Linked DNA regions of Homo sapiens: region 1 is linked to region 2. The links are chromatin loops, found by intact Hi-C in ENCODE. Cell type or tissue: PC-3. All regions are shown on one strand. Region 1 has its middle 15 kb from the start of LINC02029. Region 2 overlaps LEKR1 (leucine, glutamate and lysine rich 1).

Evidence for each region. Peaks named below come from ENCODE experiments on the same cell type or tissue, not always from the same donor. Only the 100,000 strongest peaks of a DNase experiment are listed, where the experiment ranks them.
Region 1: a loop joins it to region 2, with 4 times the contacts of the local background. A loop is called at or near these places in 3 of 110 quality-filtered maps.

The regions. Positions count from the first base shown.
Region 1 is chr3:157,064,464-157,069,463 of GRCh38, forward strand. No RefSeq gene overlaps it. Among named protein-coding and RNA genes, the nearest start is that of LINC02029, 15 kb to the right of the region's middle. RefSeq lists an enhancer at 182-311. In PC-3, no CTCF peak of the experiment used is centred here; a DNase peak (open chromatin) is centred at 2,448; H3K27ac peaks cover 1,885 bases.
Region 2 is chr3:156,889,424-156,894,423 of GRCh38, forward strand. All of the region lies in intron 3 of LEKR1 (leucine, glutamate and lysine rich 1), which reads left to right. Among named protein-coding and RNA genes, the nearest start is that of LEKR1, 66 kb to the left of the region's middle. In PC-3, a CTCF peak has its summit at 2,421 (motif pointing right); a DNase peak (open chromatin) is centred at 3,438; H3K27ac peaks cover 2,760 bases.

The sequences.
Region 1 (5,000 bases), 180 kb after region 2:
CCCTCAGGCACCCTCATCATTCAGCCAGGCAGTGATAGGAAGAAAAGGGGAACTGATAACTTTCAGGAACAGAAGCAAAGTAACACAAATCTCATGGCACTGTGGCACATGACAAGTCACAGGATCAGGGCGGGGGTTCATGCAGGAATGTAACACGGGAGATGAGCTGCCCTTGAGGACAGGGCGGTGGTCAGGAAATGGCAGACTCCACTCTTTCTGAAAAGAGGCCAGGAGTCCTGGTCTCAGGTCCTTGGGTACTGCAGAGCAGACGTCATTAGACATTTCCTTTGAGTAATCAGGACTGCAGGTAATGAATTACTCCCTTGGGAAGTGGGTTTGGGGCTGCAAAGTGGGGACAGTGATCCTACACTGATCTCCAGAGTCAACTCAGTCTTCAAGAGTACATTCTAGAAAGACTTTGGGATCTTTACATCCACAGAGCCAAGGCAAGATCCCAAGAGCTCTGGAGAATGCTCTTTCAGAGTCCCAGAGGAGTGGAGAAATGACCATTTGGTCCAGGACACTTGCTGATTTGGGAAGGGGCGGCCTTGCCAGTCTGTGGAGCCAGGGTCTGAGTAGAATCATCACAGAGTACTCTGCCCAGAAAGAGTTACAGTGGCCCCACCACATGCAGAATTTAGAAACTGCCATGCCATACAATACTAGTAAAAATATTAACAGGGTTCCAGTTTTCCCCACGATAAACACTTCAATATTTTTTTCTAAAATATCAAATCATTTCCATTTTTTCTCATTTTCTAGGGCTTTGTTTGCCTAGTCTGCTTCGGGTAACGATGTGCTAGGCATGGCCCCAGGAGGCTCCAGCAGACTTTGTTAACTGGCAAGAGGCTGCTTTTGTGCATCACAGCAGGAAGAAAGTCTACATGTGAAAAGCTTCCTGCTTGGAACATGGGGGTCAAGAGGACTTGCTCCTAAGGAGGAGAATATCTGTCCTGGGCAGGCTCTGTTCTCCCCCACAGGGCTTCTCTGGGTGGGCCCCTCAGCCCCATCTGCAGAGCGGAGGCTGAAGGACCAAGAGCAGGTCATGTGGGTCTGAGGGCACCTGGGATGAACTGTCACCCTGAGAACTATCTGTTGAACGCAGCCTTCTCTTCGGTGACACTTAGTCCCAATCTAAGGGTCTCTGGCATGGAGCGTGTCAACTCAGCATGCAAGCTCTGCTGCACCGGCCATCCCTCTTCCACAGATGCTCTTGCCTGCCTTTCCCTGTACTCAATCCCACCCTCGCTCTGTGTCCATCCCTAAACCCACTGTAGCTGGAAGTCCATTTCTCTCCTTCTATGGGGCACTTACATTCTTCTGACCTTTCACCTGTGTTGCCTACACTTAGCTTTTCCTTTTAACTTTTAATCTGTTTTGGGCTCATATCTAAAGTCTATCATATGCTCCAGAAGGCCAGGGTCATTTTTTTTTCTATTCTCTGTGTGTCCTGCACAGTCCCTAACACATAATAAGTGCTCCTCTGTGTCCCTTTTTCCTCAAAAAGCTTGCTGATAATAGCTCAATTACAGGACACATACATCACCTTCACACATTACCTAGAACAGTGGCCCTTAACCTCTTAAGAGTGACTATATTCTTAAGAATATAGTGAAAGCGACAAACCCCTCCTCAAAAAGATGCACATGGACATATATGGAAAAATTGCTTCATGCAAATTTCAGGATTTTACAGCCCCTCTGCAACCTGTTCAGCCATTGACTCTAAGCTAAGAAACACTGTTTAAACCGGTTCTTTTAACTGCACTGCGAGGTGGCTGCACAGACATTGTGGCCTGTGTTTAACAGGTGGGAAAAACTGAGGGTTGGAGATGGGGAGAGACTCCTCCAGACTGCTCTATATGGTTGATTGGTGTGGCTCCTTGCCCAGTGCCCACATCTCCTTTGATATCTATTTTGCAGATTTGCCCTGAGAAGTGCAAAATCAACACAGAAATATCTCTTCCATCAGTACCTGTGCATCAGGGCAGAAACTGTAATTCTTGTCATTCTTGCCCTTGCTATGATGTTTGGCATCTGATGAAACAGTGCCTCACAAAGTCCAGCTGCAATTCTTGCCAGGGCTGAAGCGAGTTCCTCTCCTGGTGTCAGAGGACAGCTTGCTTATTGTTGTAAATTTTTTATTTTCTCATCAGAGGCTCCCAGCTGTCTCTCCAAATCTGAATACAAGAAGTCAAATGTGAGAGCAGCCAGGTGGAGTTATTAGCATTGCGGCAGACCTTCTCATCTCAGCAGCTGCATCAGTTATTCTCGTGTGTTGGCTTGAGATGCCCTGCACCAAACCATGGGCCCTTTACTCAATCGACCCCATGATTCGGAAGGCCCCGGCATCTCGGCAGGCAAATGACGTGATGAGGAAGGAGTCATGGAAGGGCATTGAGCCAGCACCTTACACAGCAGCTTCAGTTTCCACTGTCAGTGCGTGATATGTGAATGAAAATCCCTGCGTAGTCATTAATGCATAATGCCTCAGTCACTGCCTCAAAAATCAATCTTTTACTGCCTCAACGAGGAAAAAAAACAATCCCACTGCTCTCCCAGGCCCTGTAGTGTGAGTCTATCATGGCCACTTGGGCATCACTTGGGCTCAGCTCCCTGACATGACAGAGTGTAATAGCTTCATAAAAAAGCAAGAGTGGTGGTTTTTTCAAACACCATTTGCTGTGTTTGAACAAATGTGCTTCATCACAGCTCCGCCTGCCTGTGGGCTGCTCTGTAGCTGACAGATAGCCCCAGCCTAAGGAAGCTAAGGTAAAGATACATGAAGTTCACCTTCCTGCACACTCAAAATATTCAAATCTTCTCTAACCACAGCCACAGGGCTCGTGCCAAATAGGTGTGCCCCTTCCTTGAATTTGTATGTGTGAATATTTCAAGCAGTGATGGCCCTGTATACCTTCTAAGGAAAAATATGTCTCTCAAATCAGCTGTTGTTGTTACTTTTTGCCCTTGTGGTTTCCCGGCATGACCCCAGGCACCTGTTAGTAGCTGTTGTGCTCCAAGACCACAACCTCCTAAACAAAGGTATTTATATTTCAAAGGGGATGAGGCCTTATTCAGTTCCTTCCTTCCCCACCTCCTTTAAGAAAATTCCAGCATTTGGGCTGGGCGTGGTAGCTCACTCCGGTAGTCCCAGCACTTTGGGAGGCCGAGATGGGTGGATCTCTTGAGGACAGGAGTTCGAGACCAGCCTGGCCAACATGATGAAACCCCATCTCTACTAAAAACACAAAAATTAACTGGGCATGATGGTACATGCCTGTAGTCCTAGCTACTCAAGAGGCTGAGGCAGGAGAATTGCTTGAACCCAGGAGGCAGAGGTTGTAGTGAGCCAAGATCTTGCCATGCACTCCAGCCTGGGAGACAGAGTGAGACTCCATCTCAAAAAAGAAAAAAAGAAAAGAAAATTCCAGTGTTTGACTAGCGTGCACTGTGATAGCCTGTCAGGGAGAAATATTTGGCCAGAGGTGTAAGTGGCTGCTGTGCACTGTTGTGTTAAAATGACGGTGACTCTAGGAGTCAGGACACTGTGTAGGACATCACTGAGCATCATGTCTGGTACTTTCTCTCAGCCTCCTTTGGGAATCACCTGCATCAGTGGTTCTCAACCAGGGGTAGTTCAGGAGACATTGTCAATGACTGGGGATACTGCCAGTGTTTTTGATATCATAACTTGGGAGGAAGAGGAGGAGGAGGAGTGCTACTGGCATCCATTGGGGAGAGGCCAAGGATGCTGCTCAACATCCAGCAGGGCACAGGACAGCCCCCCACAACCAAGAATTATCCAGCCCAAATGTCAATGGTGCCAACGTTCAGAATCACTGGCTACATTGACTAAGTCACTGCCACTTTCGCACTACAGTCTGTTCCAATAATCTGTGGTAGAGATACACATCTGGATAGGAAAATTGTCATCCTTCTTCAATTCATTTAAATTTCATAAAAATGTATTGGATGTCTAACCTGTGTAAGGGCCATGGGAATGATGACAGAGAGCGTCTCGGCCTTCCAGAAACTTAAGTCCAGTGACAGAGACAGACAAGTGCGTACCAACCATGCAATGCCATATCAGGAGCGGGTGGCGAGTGCTGTCACAGCATACAAGGGGCTGGGAACCTGAGAAGCAGAGATGACCTCCAGCCGGCCCAGAGGGCAGGCAGGCTATGCAAAGTTTTCAGAAAAAAATAGATGTGAGCTGTGGGGGCTGCAGGGATGAGGAAACCTCACACAGGTGAAGCAGGACGGGGAGCTCTGAAGACTCAGGGAAGAATGTGAGCAAAGGCAGAGATGCTGCCTGGTGGGATGGTGGGAAAGGAAGTAAGGGGCTGACTTCTGTGGCTTGCCCTAGGCCGCCTGGTGCACTAGGGTGGAGGAGGCTGACTTTCTTCCTTTTGTTACATTTACTATTTTGGAATAGTGGGCCACATATTTACATTTCAGACTTTTATAGTCTCTTCCTTTGTTTGCTACGGTCACATTAATATTCAGTAGAGAATCTTGCCATTTTTATGCAGTATTTAGTGGAGAAGAGACTTTTCACCTAAAAGTAAATTACAAGTTTCTCCTGCAGAGAGTGGTAGCTCATGCCTGTAATCCCAACACTTTGGGAGGCTGAGGTGAGAGGACTGTTTGAGACCAGGGATTTGGGACCACTGGCAATATAGTGAGACCCCATCTCCACAAAAAATAAAACAATTAGCCTGGTGTGGTGGCGCACGCCTGTTGTCTCAGCTACTCCGGAGGCTAAGGTGGGAGAATCGCCTGAGGTGGGAGCATTGCCTGAGCCCAGGAGGTCGAGGGTGCAGTGAGCCATGATTGTGCCACTGCACTCCAGTCTGGGTGACAGAGCAAGACCCTGTTTCAAAAAAAAAGATTTCTCCTGAGGCCAGAACTAAATAAGCTGCTGTATTTGGTTCAGTCGTTAGTAATTCACATGAATCACAATTTGGTTTTAGAAAAACTCATTTTTAGTGCATATAT
Region 2 (5,000 bases):
GCTAGAATATTAAGTGGTCTGGCAAGCATTTGGATTTCTCTCTCAGAAGGAAAAGAGAAACATGCCAACTCTTTACCATGCTGAAATAGAGAAACTAACTGGGGTTGATTCTGAAAACATTTTATGCCCATGAAAACAAATGTTTGTAAGAATTACCACCTAACTCTTTTCCTCTGTGAACCCCTGGGTTTTGTAAGAAGAGACTTAAAAAAAACATATATTTGGGAATATGTGTAAAGTTAATCTCCTGCTTAACTTTTCTTCATGTCCATAACATTTGTGGTTTTTAGCTGCTACTAACTTCTTTTTCTTGGTAATGTCATTCCCCACTCCTCAATTCCTATGAATCCCTCTTAAGCATCTTTTAAATCAAGGCGGAATTCAAAGTACAGTGTACAAGTAAAAATCTATCTTTTAAAATGATATGCAAAGAAATAATCAAAAGGTAAAAAATCAGAGCAAAGGATAGTCCAACTACATAACGTATTAGTAGCAAGTAAGTGTCAGGCTGCCTGAGTTCAAATCTCAGCTTGGGCACTTGCTTGTTTTGTCGCCTTGTTTGTTTGGCTTGCTTGCATCTCTGCCTCTCCATTTCCTCATCTGTCAAATGATGTTGAGATGGATCTACCTAATAGCAAAATTGTGATGTTTAAATATGATAGCTCATGTAAATTATTAAGTGCAATGCCTGGCACTTGGTAAATGCTCAATGCTCAATAGAGTTTTATTTTTGTTTTGTTTTATTATTGTTATTATTTGTATAAAAGTTTTCTTAACTTTAGGAAAATGTTATTTTGAAAAACATTTTAATATCAATAAAATAGCATATAAAGTAACAGTCTGAACTAACTCATTTATTTAAATGCCAAAATAAAGAGAAATGAAATCTGAGAAGTTATAATCAACTCAATATGTATTGTATAGCTTCACAATTCAGAGTGGTTTCCTAAGAGCAATCTAAATCAGTAAATATCTAAATGATAAAATATTAATTCATTTAAGTACGTATAATTGATAAAACCAAGACAACAAATTATTATGTGATTTACTACTTTGTGAATTTGCTTTAATAAACCCCCAAACCTAATGCTATAATTTTTAATTATTTCTAAATATGAATAATTCACATTATATATTTTTCTGAAGTTGGTAAACAGAAATTATATTAATATTTCCAATGTAAAAATGCATGCAGACTTCAGCCTAGCCTTTTGTTCCAACTATCAGAAATTCCCTGTCATTGTATTTGGAATCAGTAAGTTTAATGTAACTTTATATTTACCAGACAACTGAGACCTCTCTGTGTTGGTAATTGAGATCAGTGTGATCAGCTTACCCCAAAGTAATGCTTAAGCAGCATTATTTTGACAGGCCACAGATGAGAAAAGAGGCAGCAACCTTGGATGTGGCCAGTTGTTTTTTTTCTAAAAGTTATCCTTTTTTTTTTTTTTTTTGAGATGGAGTCTCACTCTGTCGCCCAGGCTGGAGTGCAGTGGCATGATCTCGGCTCACTGCAACCTCTGCCTCCTGGGTTCAAGTGATTCTCCTGCCTCAGCCTCCCGAGTAGCTGGGATTACAGGTGTGCACCACCATGGCCGGCTAATTTTTTTTTTTTTTTTGTATTTTTAGTAGAGATGGGGTTTTGCCATGTTGGCCAGGCTGGTCTCAAAACTCCTGACCTCAGGTGATCTGCCTGCCTCGGCCTCCCAAAGTGCTGGGATTACAGGCGTGAGGCACTGTGCAGAGCTGCCATGCTTCTTTTTAACAAAGAGAACTGAAGAATTTATGGGAAACTAGAAAAGCATCTTTGTGTTTGTTTATACTGTTACATTTCAGAAGAATTTAATTCTGGAAAATACAACCCAAAGTTGCATAAGGGTAAGAAAAAAGCATGTGCATTTGCCTTTTGGGGTTATATCATTCCATAGGTAATAAATTATTAGTACTTCAGAATAGGTTCAATACTGTCTAGTTTCTAGGAGTGGAGGAATTGAAGGGCTTATTAATCTTTTTAATCTGGATGAGGGAAGTAAGGACTTAAAGAGTTAGTAAGGGAGAAATATAAGGTTATTGTTTTATGATATGCAATGGAAGGTATCAGTGAAGATTAATCTGAGGGGCAGTGTTATTATCTGAGAGAACAGTTCAAATTAATTATAGTTGTCACTTCCCATAACTCAACTGAATGTGGTTCAGTTTCTTGTGACAGGTACATAGCTTACTTGAAGGGACTGGGCCCTGGAGTTATAACCATCCTTTGGCTAGGACAGGTGTTGAGGAAAACAGCTGAAGCCTTAAGTACTATATAGGTATAGACTTCCACCACCATTCCCCCCACAACATACCTCTCAAATCTCCAAGAGATTTGATGCTTCTGGATGAGTAGTTAACAAGAAAAGTTCAAGGTGAGGTAATAATAAATTGTCCCAACAGATGGCAGGGTTCATTTTGAGGAATCCAAATGTCTGATCACTTAGCCAGGGACAGAGAAATTGAATTGCAAGACTGTACTCGTGGCATGAAAAGAGAATATTAGAGATCTGGTGTTACCAATAAAAGACAAGATTACAAGAAACCAAGTTATAAGCCTACTATTAAAGGTAGCCCCCCGCCCCGCTACCAAAAAAAAAAATCAGCAACAAGAATAAATTGATCCAGAGTTGGACAGGGGTTTTTGAATTCAGGCCTGAAGTCAGGATTGGTCCCAACAATCGGGGAGAGGGGATAAGAAGAAGAAAGGCAGGTGGGTAGGAGGTCTCTAAGCGGGGGAATCATATGGCAATAGGTGTAAGATAGAATAGACGCCACCAGACTAAGCGTAGATAATTGATGTTATATATCAATGAGAGCATCTGTGAGTTGAAGAGACAAGATTCTGAAGGAGAGGACTCAATGGGAGGACAGATTGATAGATGGGATGGGCTCAAGTGATACAACTATTCCTGGACGAAATTCTCGGGGCAATTTTCTTGGGTAAATTCTGGTAGATTGAGTTTCTTAAAATGAAAACATAATTCTTGCTTTAAATCCTCCAAGGGACCCATAACACTGAGGAAAAAATGCAAATTCCATAACATGGCATATATTATCTCTAGTTTGCCTTTGATTTTTGTCTTTATAGGTGAGCAACTAAGAATTAACCAGAATATGCCATCTTCTTTTAAGCTACTGTGCTTTGGCTTAATGCCCTTTTGAAATTTCCTGCTCATTATACCCTCCTCTGCCTCACACTGACCATAACTCATTCTTTACCATTCAACTTCCTTGACTGAGTCCTCCTCTTGTGCATGCATAAAATTTTGTGCATACCTGTTGTTACAGTACTTACCCTTGGTGGTGGTTGACTGACCAATCAATCTTCTTATTAACTGGAGTTCTTTGATGAATGAATATGTGCATGACTAAGATGAGACTCTGAGAGGAGTGAATTATGGCTAAAATTTAGCACAGTTTGGTGGTCAGCTTGTTTGTAGGCCTCAGGCCTACTCATGATAACTTCCTGTTTGCAATGAAGGAGTCATCCAAAAACTTTCAAAAGATCGTTATCTGGCATGTTTCTCAATAGAGCCCTTTGTGGAATACTGGAGCCTTGTAAGGTCAGGATATATAGGAAAATCTCTGTTCTTGAGGGGCTCTGGAATTCTGATTATGCCTTGGCTGTCAAGGGAGGCTTCAGGTTCTGTATTTTGGAGAGTGTATTTTGAAGAAATGTAAAAGAAATAACAGTCTCTATCTTCAAGTTTTTGGTGGAGGAATGGCATTGGGGAGGACTTCTTGGGTGAGATTTTTATTCATGATTCTTGAAGTTCATCATGTGGGCTACTTAGCAGATATCTGGAGGTCAGATAAGTCAGACTTTTTAGATTTCACGATGTAAGGAGTTGTGATGTGACGGAACACTGTTAATTATTTGGTTGTATCTGTGTATATTAGCCTTATTTATATTTTACAAGAAAAATAATAGCATTCAGCTACACTCAGATTATAGGAATAGCATCTGATATAGTTTAGATGTTTGTCCTCTGCAAACCTCATGTTGAAATGTAATTCCCAGTGTTGGAGGTGGGGCCTGGTGGGAGATATTTAGGTCATGGGGGTAGATCCCTCATGACTGAGTTGATTCTGTCCTCACCACAGTAAGTGAGTTCTTCTGATCTAATTGTTTAAAAGTGTGTGGCATCCCTCCCCCTTGCCTCTGCTCTTGCCATATGAGATGCCTGCTCCCCCTTTGCTTTCGCCTTGACTGTAAGTTTCTTGATGCCCTTACCAGAAGTAGATGCTGAAACCATGCTCTTACAGCCTGTAGAACTGTGAACCAATTAAACCTCTTTTCTTTATAAATTACTCAGCCTCAGCAATGCAAAAATAGCATAATATAGCATCTCCAGGTGTAGGACTGTCTATCTTCTCCCATAGTCAAAGAAACTATCTAGATCTGGGGCAGAAAATTGGCCTTGGGGTAATGGACATGGCCCAACTACCCCTTCCAAGTTGGGAACAGGATGGGACACATTGGCTTGCTGAAGAGTCTCCCAATTCTAAAGCAGTGGGCCAAGGGTGAACTTAGAGGCTGAAGTGAAGGGTCAGGAGTTGGAAAGCAGTTTGATGATGAAGAAAGTTTATGGGCAAGTGCCAAAAGCAATCACCTGAAACAGTGTGTAGGAGAAGGAAGTCTTTAATGGAGCAGACTTCATCTTGGTCAGGAGTATCCTCTGAAAGGGATAGCTCCTCTGGACAGATAAAGCCTCTTTGGGACTCACCAGGAAAAGAGTAATGTCTCTTTTTAGATGGGGTACCTGTTATCCATTTGACTTTCCTTCTTTTGCTGATACTTTCTGATACCCTATTGAAGTGAACAACACTTTAAATAAAAGTGATCACATACAATAATTATAAAATTAATACTAAAAAATAAAGCATTGCTCTTCAAGGTGTGTTCCAAGGGATTCCTAAGAAATATTATTGAAAAAGTTATCTGTGATTAAATTTATGTTTGGAAA